Regions from separate parts of the Homo sapiens genome. Here region 2 is linked to region 1. Evidence: chromatin contacts called from ENCODE Hi-C or POLR2A ChIA-PET data. All regions are on one chromosome and are shown on one strand. Each heading gives the region's core, a stretch centred on a gene start or an enhancer-like site at or near the end of the contact. The rest is flanking DNA. Distances are from core to core; before and after follow the strand shown.

Evidence for each region. A loop is a pair of places that touch in the nucleus more often than their neighbours do. ChIA-PET counts read pairs that join two places held with the same protein, here RNA polymerase II (POLR2A). Pooled maps may share reads with other maps.
Region 2: a loop to region 1 is called in a map with no recorded cell type, with 5 times the contacts of the local background. The contact joins the promoter of CUEDC1 here to the enhancer-like site in region 1. A Hi-C loop is called at or near these places in 5 of 37 single-sample maps with no recorded cell type and 3 of 50 pooled maps. POLR2A ChIA-PET finds 5 or more read pairs at or near these places in 2 of 52 experiments (PC-9 and activated T-cell).

Annotation. Positions count from the first base shown.
Region 1 is chr17:58,229,679-58,236,832 of GRCh38, reverse strand. LOC105371841 (a long non-coding RNA gene) reads right to left here. Exons shown (of 2, transcript XR_934884.4): 2 at 3,254-4,173. Among named protein-coding and RNA genes, the nearest start is that of LPO, 5.3 kb to the left of the region's middle. Within about 2 kb of position 3,957, at least 4 of the 41 ENCODE cell types and tissues checked have a DNase peak (open chromatin) inside an H3K27ac peak, as active enhancers do.
Region 2 is chr17:57,951,907-57,959,060 of GRCh38, reverse strand. It overlaps CUEDC1 (CUE domain containing 1), which reads left to right and starts at 3,649. Exons shown (of 11, transcript NM_001271875.2): 1 at 3,649-3,836. RefSeq lists a silencer at 3,725-3,794 and an enhancer at 6,083-6,584.

The DNA of each region.
Region 1 (7,154 bases), core at 2,708-5,207:
ACATGCCTATTGTTCTATAGCTAATTTTTATTTGAGAGCTTTGCTGACATGTGATGACATGTTTTCATGGGTTTATCTCAGTCTAGTCAAATCTGTAGCACAGGTAGATGTCTTCCCATGTGGGAATGGCAAATTGGCCTGAGAAATGGAGAGTGGAAGGCAGAAAGTTCAGGAGAAAGCTAAAAAGGCCAATAGCTTCTCATATGTCAGTGCAGAGTCCAAGATATTTTAGCAAAAGCAGCAGCAGCAGGGAGTACCCAATGAAGATAAGGTCTATCGCTGGCACATGACAGTACACACACCCACACACACACACAAACATGCACACATACTTCCCAGGAACACACAGTTTATAAATGAGACTGATTTTGGACATAGCTGGCTCACCTCTGTCGCCTTCTAGAATTAGAATGCTGCATGCTGCATACACAACCTTTGGTTGATCCAAAGGATACTCATGGTTGGTAACACAGTGACCATTCTATTTGTGTAAGGTGATTGTAGCTCTCACACTGGGCCCATGTCAGGTGCTCTCTCCCATGGGCGCATAGCTAGTCCCTTCCTTAGCTGTCTGTTTTCACCTTTGTCTGCTGGCTTGGCTGTCATTCATAGCTGGGCAGGGTTGTTTTTTTTCTTTTCTTTCCTGGCTAAAATGCATTTCCTTTTGTTGGTTTCCTAGAACACCAAACAAACAGACTTCTTGTCCCAAGGGTGGCTCTATATGCCCATGTTTACCCCTTTTGGGATTCATCCACTAGTTCTACCCCAGAGAAGGGAGGAACCCAGGCACTCTGGCTTAAGCTGTCCCTGGCCTCTGGAGGGGTGTGCAGATGGCAGAGCTTCTCTGAATGGTGTCCCAGGGCGGCATGAGCTGTTGGAAGGGATGGGGACATTGCCAGGCAGCCCCCTTTGGAGAGAGAGGAGGGATTTATAGATGAGAAAAAGAAATATTTGGGATGGGTTGTATGTCTCTCTAGCAGACAGGAGGAGGCTCTGTTATCTTCTCCTAGCAACTTTTTTTTTTTTCTGAGACAAGGTCTCACTCTGCCTCCCAGGCTAGAGTGCAGTGGTGCAACCACCAGTCAGTGCAAGGGCTCACGCCATCCTCCCACCTCAGCCTCCCAAGTAGCTGGGACTACAGGTATGCACCACCATTCCCTACTAGTTTTTAATTTTTTGTAGAGACAGGGTTTCCCTATGTTACCCAGACTAGTCTCGAACTCCTGGGCTCAAGTGATCCTCCTGCCTTGGCTTCCCAAAGTGCTAGGATTACAGGCATGAGCCACTGAGCCCGGCCTCCTAGTATTTTTTAGTGGGAGAATTGATCTGATGCTTGGTAGCTTCTGAGATTGGCATAACACAAGGGTTCCAACTGGCAAACCTATGATCAATGAATTTTTCCACTTAGCCACAGCATGCTGAGACTGAAGGGCTTCCCTGGGAACCGACCTGGTGGGTGGGCAGAATACTGTCTCTTCCTTCTCTTCATTAATGGCAAATCTTTTTTTTTTTTTTTTTCAGTTAATGCCATTCAACCATTTCCCCTCAGTGTTGTCTTTCCTTTCCTCCCTCTTTCCCTGTTCCTCTTAAATATTCACTGAGCACCTAATAGTATGTGCTTCTGGTTTTTTCTTACTCCTAATCCTCTCTCTTCCTAATTAGTTGACAAATTATGAATTTTAATAAGTTTGCTTAAGCAAAAAAGCTGTCAGATCTGTTCCCTGCCTTGGCAGGGTAATGTAGGCATAGGGCTGGGGAAGGGGATAGACCTCAATGGAGCAAGACAGTCTGAATAAATCCTGAGTTGCTCAGGGTAGAGATGGGGCAATAAACCAATTCCCACTTAAGCCACAAATAAAGAAACACAGGATTTTAAACAAAAAACAATCTTGAATTGCTATTGTTATTCTGTGAGCAGTCTGAGGATATGCTTTGTGATAAGTCCATAAAGAAAATATCATGCGAATAAAATGCCCTGTTTCTCAAGCAAGCAAGCATGTGTATGTGTGTGTGTATGTGTTTGCACACACACGTGCATACAGATGTGACAAAGCAACTAGCGAAAATGCAAGGAGCACTGGATTATTAAAACTCAGCAAGCCAGGCTCTAGTCCTAGCTTGCTAGTCAGCAGCATGTGACATTGGGAAAATTACTCTTTATTCAGAGGTCTCAGTTTCCTTCTCTGGAAAGAGAAATGGGTCCACTAAGTAATTGTGTTGGTTCCCTTGGGCTGTGATGTTTAGAATTCAATTGTGAATCAGTAGATCTTGTAGGTCCCAGTGCCAGTGAGCTTCTGCCTCATTGTACAGTCTTGTACACATTACATACCCTCAGGTTCTCTTTATATAAAAGGGGGATGAGAATCCTATGTTCTTACTCTTAGGACCAGCTGGGATGGGGTAGGGGGACAACTATCCCAAAGGCTGTTTCTCCTTAGTTCTGAGGGACAACCAGAAACAAAAGAACAGGAAGAATCTTGTTGAGAAAGAAGAAAAATTCTGCTGGGAATGTGATCATTCTCTGTCACTCAAGTTGGAAACCAGGGAGACACCCTGGGCATTTTTCTTTTTTCTTTCCCTCTTTTCTCTTCCTCCCCTTCCTCCCATCTTCTTGGTCACTGAATCCTGTCCATTTGTCCTTCATAAATCTCTTGCCTCTGTGGCTTCCTTGACTTCCCCACATTCTGGTTCTGCCCTGCCCTGAATTACCCCCCACTTTATTTATTTATTTATTTATTTATTTATTATTTTTTATTTATTTATTTTTTTTTTGAGACGGAGTTTCGCTCTGTCGCCCAGGCTGGAGTGCAGTGGAATTATCTTGGTTCACTGCAGCCTCTGCCTCCTGAGTTCAAGTGATTCTCCTGTCTCTGGAAGAGGCTGGACTTTTACCCCACTGCAGGGGTTAGAAGGGCCAGTTGAATTTGTAGGATTGTGGTGGAGGCTGGAATGGGGTGAAATGCTCAAATAGTCTGTCTGTGATGGAACCCCTTCCACTCTGGTGGAAACCTGGGGAGGGTGAAGTGGTTATTACCTCTCACTCTTCGCACAGTGCTAAGAAGGGGACAGAGGCTGGGGAGAGGAAGTGAAAGAATCTTCACTGTCCCACCCTCTTTTTCTTCTCTTAATGAATACAGGCTTTTCAAGAGGCTGTAAGCGTACACTGTAGAATGTCCTTCTACTCAGCGAGCAACATGGCCTCTGATATGCCTCTAACAAAAGATAATCATGACCAGGTACCCCTGAAGGAAACTGAGATTCTAAAATTTATTTGATATCTTACTTTTTTAAAGAGAAAAATTTTTATTTTAGAACAATTTTAGATTTACCATATTATTACAAAGATAATACAGAGTTCCTGCACACTCCACACCCAGTTTTCATTATGATTATCTTATTTTACAATGGTACATTTGTCACAGTTAATAAAGCAATATTGTTACATTATTATTAAGTAAAAGGTCAATATCTTACATTTTAACTTTCAAATTCATGCTTTTATGTCCCACTCAAGAAATTATCTGTTTGTTTTTATATAAAAATTTAAAATTTACTTCACAGCAACCTACAGTGGACACACCAAGAATGTGAGCCAAATGTAACCTGTGCTCTCTGTTTTCCGGGCCACTACGGTGTTCCCTGGGGGAGGCGCCCAGCTTGGGCCTACGAGAGTGAGTTCAGAGCGGAGTCGGAAGGAAATCTCATAGGGCCCTAATGACCCTGCTCGGTGGCTGTGTAACCTCAAGAGTTACTCAGTCTCTGAGCCTCGGCTTCCTCTTCTGGTGAGTGGGAGTAGGAGCAGCAGCCTGCCTCACAGGGTGCCATGAGGATAAGCTCGGCTCAGGCATGCAGACACGTAGAGCATGATTCACACGACGTCATTAGCATCAGGAGCATCCCTGAGACAGGAAGGTGAGCAGTGACTTCAGCACGAGCTGGTTCTTGAGAAGTCATGCTTTCACCCTCCCAGCCTCTGAATCGCCACTTCTAATCCTGAGGAGGGTCAGAAGCTGAAACTGAAAAAGGAAATGGCTTCAACCCCACGTCCTCATAGCTGGGTTGCACGCCACAGACAGAGGAGACAGAAAGGGAAAGTTTCTTTTTTTGGCTTCTGCTGCTGGGCATTCTCTCTGTCCTGGTGACTGTGTGGCTCTCCAATGAGCTGCTTGCTATCTGATGGGAAGAAAAAAGGAGATGATGGGGGCCATGGCACCACCCTGTCCCCAAGGAGCCAACTCTAGTTTTGCCCTCTTTTGGTCACATGGATGTGAAAGAGTCCATCTTCAGCCTGAGGACAACAGCTGGCCCAGGCAGGGTTTCTGCTCTTGAACTCGGCAACCTAGGCTAGTTGCTCCCACCTCTCTGAAGTCCCTGTGGACCTGGATACTGCATAGCTGATGATGTCCGTCTGCTGAAATAAAGCCTAGCAGAATTTCCTAGCCTGACAGCTGAAAACCGGCCTGCATTGCTTATAGTAACTCATGTTTTCTCTTTTCCCTTCTTGCTACAGATTTCAGGAGGCCCATTTTGACTTCAGTACCTGGCCCCCCATGAGGTGATGGCCCCACTGTTAGCTTTCCATGTCTAAACTCTGAAATTTTGCCCTGAATTTCGATCCAGTGCCCGAGGCACTGCCACTGCTGGCAATTTAATCATGGTCCTTACTGGATTTCACATCCTACAAATTCAACTGGCCCTTCTAACCCCTGCAGTGGGGTAAAAGTCCAGCCTCTCCCTCCAGCCCCAAGTTCTAAAACGTGGTGCTGGCCCACCTTCATGAACCCTCCCATTTGTGGCCATGTCAAAAGAGAAAATGATGAATGGGTAAGAAAAACAGAAATTGATCAAATCTGCCTGAGATTCTGCCCTCCTAGAACTTATCAAATCTGTAGCAATAAAACTTTACAGCCTCAGATTAGGGATCTGCAATTCCCTGCTCACAGCTGCAATGAGAGCAAGAGACCATGACCTAACAGACTCAATTGGGAAGATTCCCGTTTGTGGGATGTTTTCGATGTGTCACACAACCCTAGATTTCCTTGCTATTTTTATCTTTTGAAACATTCTCCAAGAAACCTAATGTGGAAGTTCCCTCTTTTAACATAATTATGTTGTTTCACTACAAGTTGCTGGGGTTCAAGAAATCATTAATTGGGCTACTTTAAGAGCATAATGTAATTCCAATCTGCAAAAATATAGGAAATATGACATTCTCTAGAAATGGATTTAAGCATAGATCTAGGACTCATAAATAACAAGGCAGTGTTTTGACCCTGGTGATATTTGCCAAGTAAGTATAGCAAGGGGATTTTAGTCAGCCTGGCTTTGCCTCATCATGATTTATATTTGTCTGATTCTTTTAAAAAGTAAGCTTAGAGTTTGAACAACATTTCAGAAGCCTCTGGTTCAGTGATTCCCAAAGGTTGCATCTGAATCAGTGGAAAGCTTGGGAAAAATACAGGCATCCAGACTCTGCTCCTGGTCTACAGAATTCCAGCTCTGGCATTGGAGTTGGAGAACCTCTATTTCTAATAAATCTCCTGGGTGAGTCTGACATACGGGTAGATTTGGAAACTACTAATCTAGCTGAACTTTCTACCCTCTGTAGGATTCCCCACTACATCCTTGCTCCTCAAGGTATGATCCAAAGTCTTATAGCATTGGAATCTTCTGGGAGCTACTCAGAAATACAGAATCTCAGGCCCCACCCAGATGTACCAAATCAGAATCTGCATTTTCACAAAATCCCCAGGTCATATTTATTTACATTAAAGCTGACAGATGGTCATCAAGTCACTGCTTGAACACTTCCGGGGTTGGGGAGCTCAGTATTTACATGGCAACCTGCTTCATTGCTGGGAGGCTCTAATTATCTAGCTCTTTCTTATAGCAAGCTCACTCACTCATTCATGCATTCATTCTACAAATATGGGCAGACTCTAAAAAGTTGACCAAGATGACATAGTCACGTGATCACATTTCAGCCATTTTTAAATTTCAGTTCATAGGCAGAGAGAACCTCTTTTTTTTTTTTTTTTTTTTTTTTTTGATGGAGTCTCACTCTGTCACCCAGGCTGGAGTGCAGTGGCTCAACCTTGGCTCACTGCAACCTCCGCCCCCGGGTTCAAGCAATTCCCCTGCCTCAGCCTCCCGAGTAGCTGGGATTACAGGCACTGCCACGGCGTCCAGCTAATATTTGTATTTTTAGTAGAGACGGGGTTTCACCATCTTGGACAGGCTGGTCTTGAACTCCTGACCTTGTGATCCACCTGCCTCGGCCTCCCGAAGTGCTGGCATGAGCCACCGTGCCCCGCCAAGAGAGAACCTCTCTTAACAGAGATGTATTTTCTTGTTTTCACATAGGCCAGTGTGAAACTAAGGGCCTGTCTCTTGTAGAACCTTACTGAGGGCTGTAAGAAGTTGGTAACACAATCCAATATCCTGAATTTTCCCCACCATCCTCCTAATGCAACAGCCTGCATAGTATGTGGTCCCCATTCCCAGACACATCAGTGTAACTCCTTCCTATCCAAAGTGTGGTCCATGGCTCAGCAGCAGTGGCACCACCTGGGAGCTTGTTAGGAACGCAGACTCTCAGTTCCCACCAAATCAGGATCTTCATTTGAACAAGATCCCCAGGTGATTTTTTTGCACATTAAACTTCAACAGGCAGAGAAACCAGTTCTATTTCACAATCCCTTAAATAGGATTGCTAACTTTCTAGCTCATGAGCAAGCCCTATCTCTTCAGCCAATTCCATCAAGTATAAGCCTGTTAATTGCAGCATGCCTACTTCCAGGCACACATTCCGTATTACTTAGCATGCGTTTGCTGGGCCCAGGTCACCAACAAACTAGCTCAAATTGGCTTAACTAACAAGGCAAATTTCAAATTGAATGCTGGGCACATGGATGGTGATTATACGATTTGTTCCATATTTGTGTTGCTGTTGTTGGTGTAATTTTTTTTAGTTGTGGTAAAATACACATAATATAAAATTTACCATCTTAACCATGTTTAAGTGTACTGTTCAGTTTTGTCAAGTATTCACATTGCTATGCAACCAATAATTGTTCCATATTTTTTGATCATTTGAAAAAAAAAAAAACCTCTAACAAGAATCCAGGGATAGGGTTGACTTCAGGGTTGAATTA
Region 2 (7,154 bases), core at 2,400-4,899, 280 kb after region 1:
TGCAGAGGGGGTAATGTTATTAATAAAACTTGGCTGGGCACGGTGGTCCACGCCTGTAATCCCAGCACTTTGGGAGGCTGAGGTGGGCAGATCACCTGAGGTTGGGAGTTTGAGACCAGCCTGACCAACATGGAGAAACCCCGTCTCTACGAAAAATACAAAATTAGCTGGGCGTGGTGGTGCATGCCTGTAATCCCAGCTACTCGGGAGGCTGAGGCAGGAGAATCGCTTGAATCTGGGAGGTGGAGGTTGCAGTGAGCCAAGATCATGCCATTGCACTCCAGCCTGGGCAACAAGAGCGAAACTACGTCTCAAAAACAAAACAAAACAAAACAAACAGACAACAACCAAAAAAAAAAAAAAAAAAAATAGCCGGGTGCGGTGGCTCATGCCTGTAATTCCAGCACTTTGGTAGGCCATGGCGGGCGGAGGTCGGGAGTTTGAGACCAGCCTGGCCAACATGGTAAAACCTCATTTCTACTAAAAATAAAAAAATTAGCTGGGCATGGTGGCGTGCACCTGTAGTTCTAGCTACTCGGGAGGCTGAGTTGGAAGAATCGCTTGAACCTGGGAGGCAGAGGTTGCCGTGAGCCGAGATCGCGCCACTGTACTCCAAGCTGTACAACAAGAGCGAGACTCTGTCTTAAAAAAAAAAAAAAAAAAAAAAATATATATATATATATATATATATATATATATATATGCAGTCTGCAAGTGGAGCCATGAGGGGTTGGTACCTGCCCCACTCTATTCCCCCTGTGAGAACATCTGGAAAGAGGGGTTGGTTAGAAAGTTAGAGGACTCAGCCTTGGAGAAACCCCTGGGGCAGGCAGAGCTGAAGAAATGAGGGAATGGATAGAAAGACGCAGAGGCTAGGAAGCCATGAGGGTGGGAATGGTTTCAAGGAGGCGTTAGCAACATCCAGGGCTCCAATGGAGTGAAGGAATGGGATAGGGAGGAGGCCCATGGGTTGAAACAATGAGGAGCCTAAGGTTGCCTCCCTTGGAAAGGCATCTTCCCCTAGAAAGATGCCGGTGCCTCCCTGTAAAAATCACCTTCCCCTAGGATGAAGGGGAAGAAAGTCAGATTGTAGGAAGTTGAGGATTGAATAGGGCTTGAAGAAGCAGAGAGTGGGTCTGGTTGCTTCTTAGGGGAGGCCTACTGATGAATGCAGAAGAGAGAAACAGGGCAATGACTTGAGGGCAGGGCAGGGTTGGGGCCAGGTTCCCTTAGAAGGGGGTATCCTGAAGTGTTTGTAGTTTTGAAGCAGAGGGGAGGAGAAAGAAGAACTAACAGAGTTTCCTGAAGCACATAGGAGGTTGGGCTGGAAAGCAAAAGGGACATCTCTGGAAGAGCAGAGACAATAGGGCCTGAACCAGGCAGAAGTGGAGGAGTGAGGCGGTGAGAGAAGGAGAAATGAACAGGATCTGATAACCAGTGGAGGGCCAGGGAAGCTGCACAGGAGACAGAGGCTTCCAGCCTCTGAGCCAGAGGTGGATTCAGGAGAGTAGGAGGAGGTGGCTTAGGTAGGGAAGCGGTCTCAGTCGCCTTTAGCCTCCTTGAGTTTTAGGTGTCTGGGAGACTCACAGGTGGCCCTCTGTAGGCGGCTGGTGTGAGGGGCTGGAGCCCTGGGGGCTCAGAGGCAGTGGTGGGAGTGGGTGGAGGTGTCTGGGGGTGGGGAAGTTGTGAGAGGCAGGGAAGGGGTCTGAGAAAAAGCTTCCAGAAGGACAGACCCAAAAGGAGGAGTATGTTAGCAAAGCCCAAGAAAAGTGTGCTTCAAGGAAGAGTGTCCATTAGAGCAACTGGTTTTATTAATGACTATAATAATAATGTATTTAAAAATTTTACTAGCCGGGCGTGGTGGCACCCACCTGTAACCCCAGCTACTCAGGAGGCGTAGGCAGGAGAATTGCTTGAACCTGGGAGGCGGAGGTTGCAGTGAGTTGAGATCGTGCCACTGCACTCCAGCCTGGGTGACAGAGCGAAACTCCGTCTCAAAAAAAAAAAAATTATGAGCAATCCATAGGCGAGTGCAAATGGAAATCTCCAGGTTTGCAGATGCATTTTTCTGCTCCTGAAATGCCAAGGTGACAGGAATGAACTGCAGAGGGATCTTGCAAGTAAGCAGGAAAGTGACAAATGAACTGCACTATGGGTAAGTGTAAGGTAATACACTTGATAACATAATCTAGACTATATTGGCCAGGCGGACAAATCCTGAGCTCTCAGTTACAACCTGGGAAAGGAGCCAGGAGTCAGTATAGAGGCATGGGTCTGTCCCTTCGGATTAAGAATCTTTAACCTGGGGCCTGAAGACCATCTTCTGGGATTTCAAGCACCCTGCCTCCCCCGGAAATTGAATGCACCAGGGAGTGAAGTGTGGGGAGAGAGGAGCAGGAGAGAGGAGATCCTCAGAGGGGTTTGGAAACCCAGTCCTGGAGTTCCGTTCAACATGCTAACCTAACGTTGGGCCTCCCCGAGGAGGGTGTGGTTCTGAGGTTTCTCCCCCTCCCAGTTTCCCACCTTGCTGAAGAAACTTGCCCTTGACATGCAAATGATGGAAACACATTGGTGTCTGGGGCACTTTGGTTTGTGGTTTTTACCATCAGCTGTCTCTGAGGCTGAGCGTGTCGATCTGTCTCAGCAAGGCTAGCAAATTGCAAGCGCTCAGAGGAGGGGAGAGGGGGGCTATTCCTGGGGTTCTGGGCCCAGATGGGCAAATGGGTCTGTAAGGCAGACTTTTCCAGGAGGAGGGTGCAGACCCTTTGCAAGTTGTTTGGGGACAGAGCTTAGTTTGCATCTGGCCTTCTTCACCCTCCTCAGATCCCCTAGGTAGCAGGGTGCTTGGTGGTCACCACCTGACCTAGGCTACCTACTCCCAAATTGGAGTCTGAAATGAAAGCACGTGGGAAAAGTATAGCAAAGGTCAGTTTCCCATTTATTAAACAAGTTCTTCCGTGGAAAATCTTCCCAGGGCTCAGCAGCCCTTGAAGTGATCAGGGATGCTGGGGAGGTTGGGGGAGGAGAAAATGGGAGATGGCAGGTGGTATCTGTCGGTGTGGACGAGTGATAGCTTTGATTTGCTCCCCCTTCCCACCATCTCCTGTGTCCTCAGCATTTGATTTGGTTTCCTTTCCGGGGCCCTAATTCCAGGGAGGTGCCCCTCCTCCACACCTGTGTCCCAAGCCCCAGCTGTGCGTCCTCACCCTGGGTTCCTGGCACTGACCTGGAACCTGTCGGGCAGCCCTGCTCTTAGCTCCCCGCGGAGTCTCGGAGGTCTCAGGTCTCCTCCGCCCACCCTCTCCGCAGCTGGGAGGGGCAGGATGCCCCGCACCCCGCTCTGCGCGGGAGGTCGAGGCACCCCGCTCACGCCCTCCTGCCCGCAAGCTAGGGAGTCACTGCGGCCGGGGAGGGAGGTACACGGAGGGCATTTTTCCAGCCTTCACTGGGTGCTCCCCTCTCCACCCCCGGCAACCATGTAGGTTTCCGGACCCCCAGGTCCGCTTCCCTCCTCTCTGGAAAGGGGTCGGCCATAGGGAAAGGGCCCGGGGGCGCCGCAGCCGGGCCCCCGCCCCGCCCCGCCCGCAGCCCCGCTCCTCCCCGCGCGGCCCCACTTGTGGCCCTGCCGGCAGCCGCGCAGGGACAGCTGCATTTCTCGCCGCCCGCCGCTAGGAAGCCGGCCTCGCCTCACTTTCTCCGCCTCCCCGCGCCCCAGCCGCGCCGCCGCCGCCGAGCCTGGCCCCGCCGCCACCGCTGCGGATTGCAGCCCCTCCCCCGCCCGGCCCGCGGCCCGGCCCCTGCGGCCCGCGCGGAGCGGACGCGCGTGGCGCTGCCCGGTAAGACCCCCGCGCTCCCGCGGCTCCCGCCCGGCCCCGGGCGCGGTCCTCGCCGGCGCCCCGCGCGCAATCCCGGCCGCGGCCCCGGCCCAGCGGCCCCACCTTCTCGGGACCCGTTGCCCAGGCGCCGCCGGGAGGGCCGGGCCGTCGCGAGTTTGATTCCCGGGGCTGTCGGCGCGGCTCCCCGGGAGCTCCGCGTGCGGCAGGTCCCCGCCCGCCCTTCCTTCCCGAGCCCCCACCTCATCCCGGGCCCCGGGCGCGGGGGGCGTGCGGGCATCTGGGGGGCCGGGAGCGGGGCGCGCGATTAGACCGGGGGGCGCGGGCCAGCGCCGCAGGGAAGGGAGACGAGGCCTCCCGGAGCCGGCTTCGCCCGAGTCCCCTCTCCCGCCGCTCCCCCTTTTGTGTGGGCGCCCCTCCCCGCAGTGCCCGGGCCTGGGGGCGCAGGCTGGGCGGCGACGGCAGGCGGGGGCGCCTGCTGGGAGCCGAGCGCCTTTCAGGGGGAGGGGAGCTTCGCTTCCTGCCCCCCGCCGATGTCACAGGTCGGCTCAGCCTTTTTTGGTCCCTCCCGGTCCCCTGGGAGCTGTATCTCCCGTCAGCTCGGCCAGGGAAAGTTGGGAATGCGCTGTCCCCGCCCCTGCTCGCCCGCCCCGCCGGCTCCTGTGCCCCAGGCTCTGAGCTCCAAGGGGGGCTGGTGTCAGCGTTTATTCATTCCTCCCTCTTCCTTTTCTCGGTCGCGTGGTCGCCTTACACCCAGCACTGCCCTGCCCATTTCTTTTCCCCTTAAAAAAAGTTTTAGCTCTAAGAAACGTACACTGAAATTAAATTCCTGAGACGGAATGTGTTTTAAGGGGAGGGAGGGTTTAGATTTTCCTTTTTTTGGTGGAGTAGTGGAGTAGAAGATGAGGGGACTCCCTGGGAGTTTAGAAACAAGATGCCCTGGAGGCGATAGAGGATACAAGAAGACCATCCACCGTGCTCCCCACCTGATCCGCAGTCAGCGTCTTGTAGCGAGAGGAATGAGCCTTCCCTGGGTGATCCCGCAGCACCTGAGCCACCTGGCCCAGGAGAAAGGACTCAGGGAGATGTACTGGGCCTTTCACCCCTTTTCTTTATAGCCAGCTGTGCCTGAAGGAGGTGAGGGACCCCAGGAATTCTCTCACGGAGGAAGTCATCTCACCATGTGGTTGGGCCCCTGCTGGATCAAGTGTGAAGCTGGGTCCTCTCTGTTGTTGGGGGTCAGTGCCACTGGTACCTCAGTTTGAATATGGTGCCATCTCTGGGATGGAGAGGTGCTGCTGGGAGAAACCTGGCTCGGGTCTCCAGGAAGCTGGAGCGTGTGCAGCAGGGCTGGGTGTGAAACCCGCTGTCCACTTTCTGCAGCTGGAAGGGCCAGGACAAGGGAAACAGGATACTGCTACCGACCTGGGCACATCCTTGAATAGAAGAGAGACCCTGGACAGCGAGGATGGCCCAGGGATGTTGATATGACTAGGGCTGTATCCCCAGCTCCTGGGCCAGGCCAACTAGGGCCAGAGGTTGGAGTCATGGGCCCCTTTGAGAATCTGGTGAAAGCTCTAACTCCTCTCCTTCCAAAATGCATGTGTGTAGGGAGACACCTGTATTCAACACCAGACGGTTAATATACCCCCTTGGAACCAGGACCTCCATTGAGACCTCTGCCCTAGAGTTACTGGTCTGACCTGGGCCATCAGAACAGTTGTCACCTTTTTGGCTGGTCAGTGAATAATCCCAGGGTTCAAAGAGCAGACTGCTTCTAAGGTCTTTTCTCATGACCTCCCTATGCAACTTTGGGCTTGTGGCCATGGAGACCTGGAGTGTCTGGACAGATCCCAGCTCCCTACAGCTAGCTAGAGGATGGGGGCAGATGAGGTGGCCCTTTTCCAGGGGCTCATTTTGCTGTCTGTGTGGTGGGAAGGCCCTGGGCACTGGACTAGGCCCACTGGTCTATTGAATTAGAGGTAAATAAAGGGATTTGGGTGGAGGTGGATATTCTGGTGTTTCAGCTGGGTGTGAGATCCAGGCCTTTAAGAGCTCCAGCTTGTTCTTGGGGAAATGGGGTTGAGGTGCTTTAGTAGAGAGTGTTAAGTGTGAAAGACGACTCTTAAGGAGGTCTTGGGGCAGAATTGTCCAAGGCTATGATCTGGGTGTTGTCGGTTCCTTAGATCCCTTTGGACTCTTGAAGGCAAGTGGGGGCCAGAGGGCTGCTGTCACTATCCCCAGTGCAGCCCCAGGCCAGAGGAGGCCTGGCCTGCCTTTCCTTTCTTGGCTCACTGGGTCCTGGGCTGCTGCATAGGTGTTTGTGGCATCTACACTTGCTAGGGATCTGGAAGAGCTTTAGGACGATCTGCCATTTGTGACTTCTCTACCTTGGGACTGAGAAGACTTCCTTAGGCTCAAGTCCCCCACAGAGAGCTGTAGGGGATTTTTCTTTGTTTAACTAGAGAGCACAGTGTTTGGCATATGGCAGCACTCACACTGGTATTCTTCCTTTAGAGCTTCCTACATTTGCTCTGGTAATAAGCAGCAGAGGCAGGAGTATTCTAGAGCCTTGGGGCACAGGAAGCTGGGTGTCTGACAGGGGTCACCTCTGACTATCCAAGGTGAGCTGGAGGAGGTGGTGCTTCTGTGTTGCTGGCTCTTGCACTTACAGGAAGCAAGAGCTATAAAGGGCATTGGAGGCCGGATGCGGTGGCTCATGCCTGTAATCCCACCACTCTGGGAGGCCGAGGGGGGTGGATCACCTGAGGTCAGGAGTTTAAGACTAGTCTGGCCAACATGGTGAAACCCCGTCTCTACTAAAAATACAAAAATTTGCTGGGTGTGGTGGCGTGTGCCTGTAATCCCAGCTACTCAGGAGACTGAGGCAGGAGAATTGCTTGAACCTGGGAGGTGGAGGTTGCAGTGAGCCGAAGTTGTGCCATTGCACTCCAACCTGGATGACAAGAGCAAAACTTTGTCTCCAAAAAAAAAACATAAATAAATAAATAAAATAAAATAAAATAAAATAAAATGAAGGGCATTGGAGACCCTAAAGCGCTGTGGTCCAGTGGTCCTTGACTTGGGAATTGAAAGTGTCTTGGTGGCATGCAAAGTCCTTGTTGCAGTGACTGAGGATTCACCTTCCCCAGTGGCCATGACTTCTCAGTCATGCTGTGGCCCTGGCTACCATGGGTTGGTGAGTTCAGGATGCTAGCTGTGTTGGCTCACTCAGTGTTTCTCTGATCCCCTTGGCTTCCAGGCTCCCAGAACCTCTGATGTGTCAGCGCATTATCACAGACTCTTGATGATGCAGCTAAA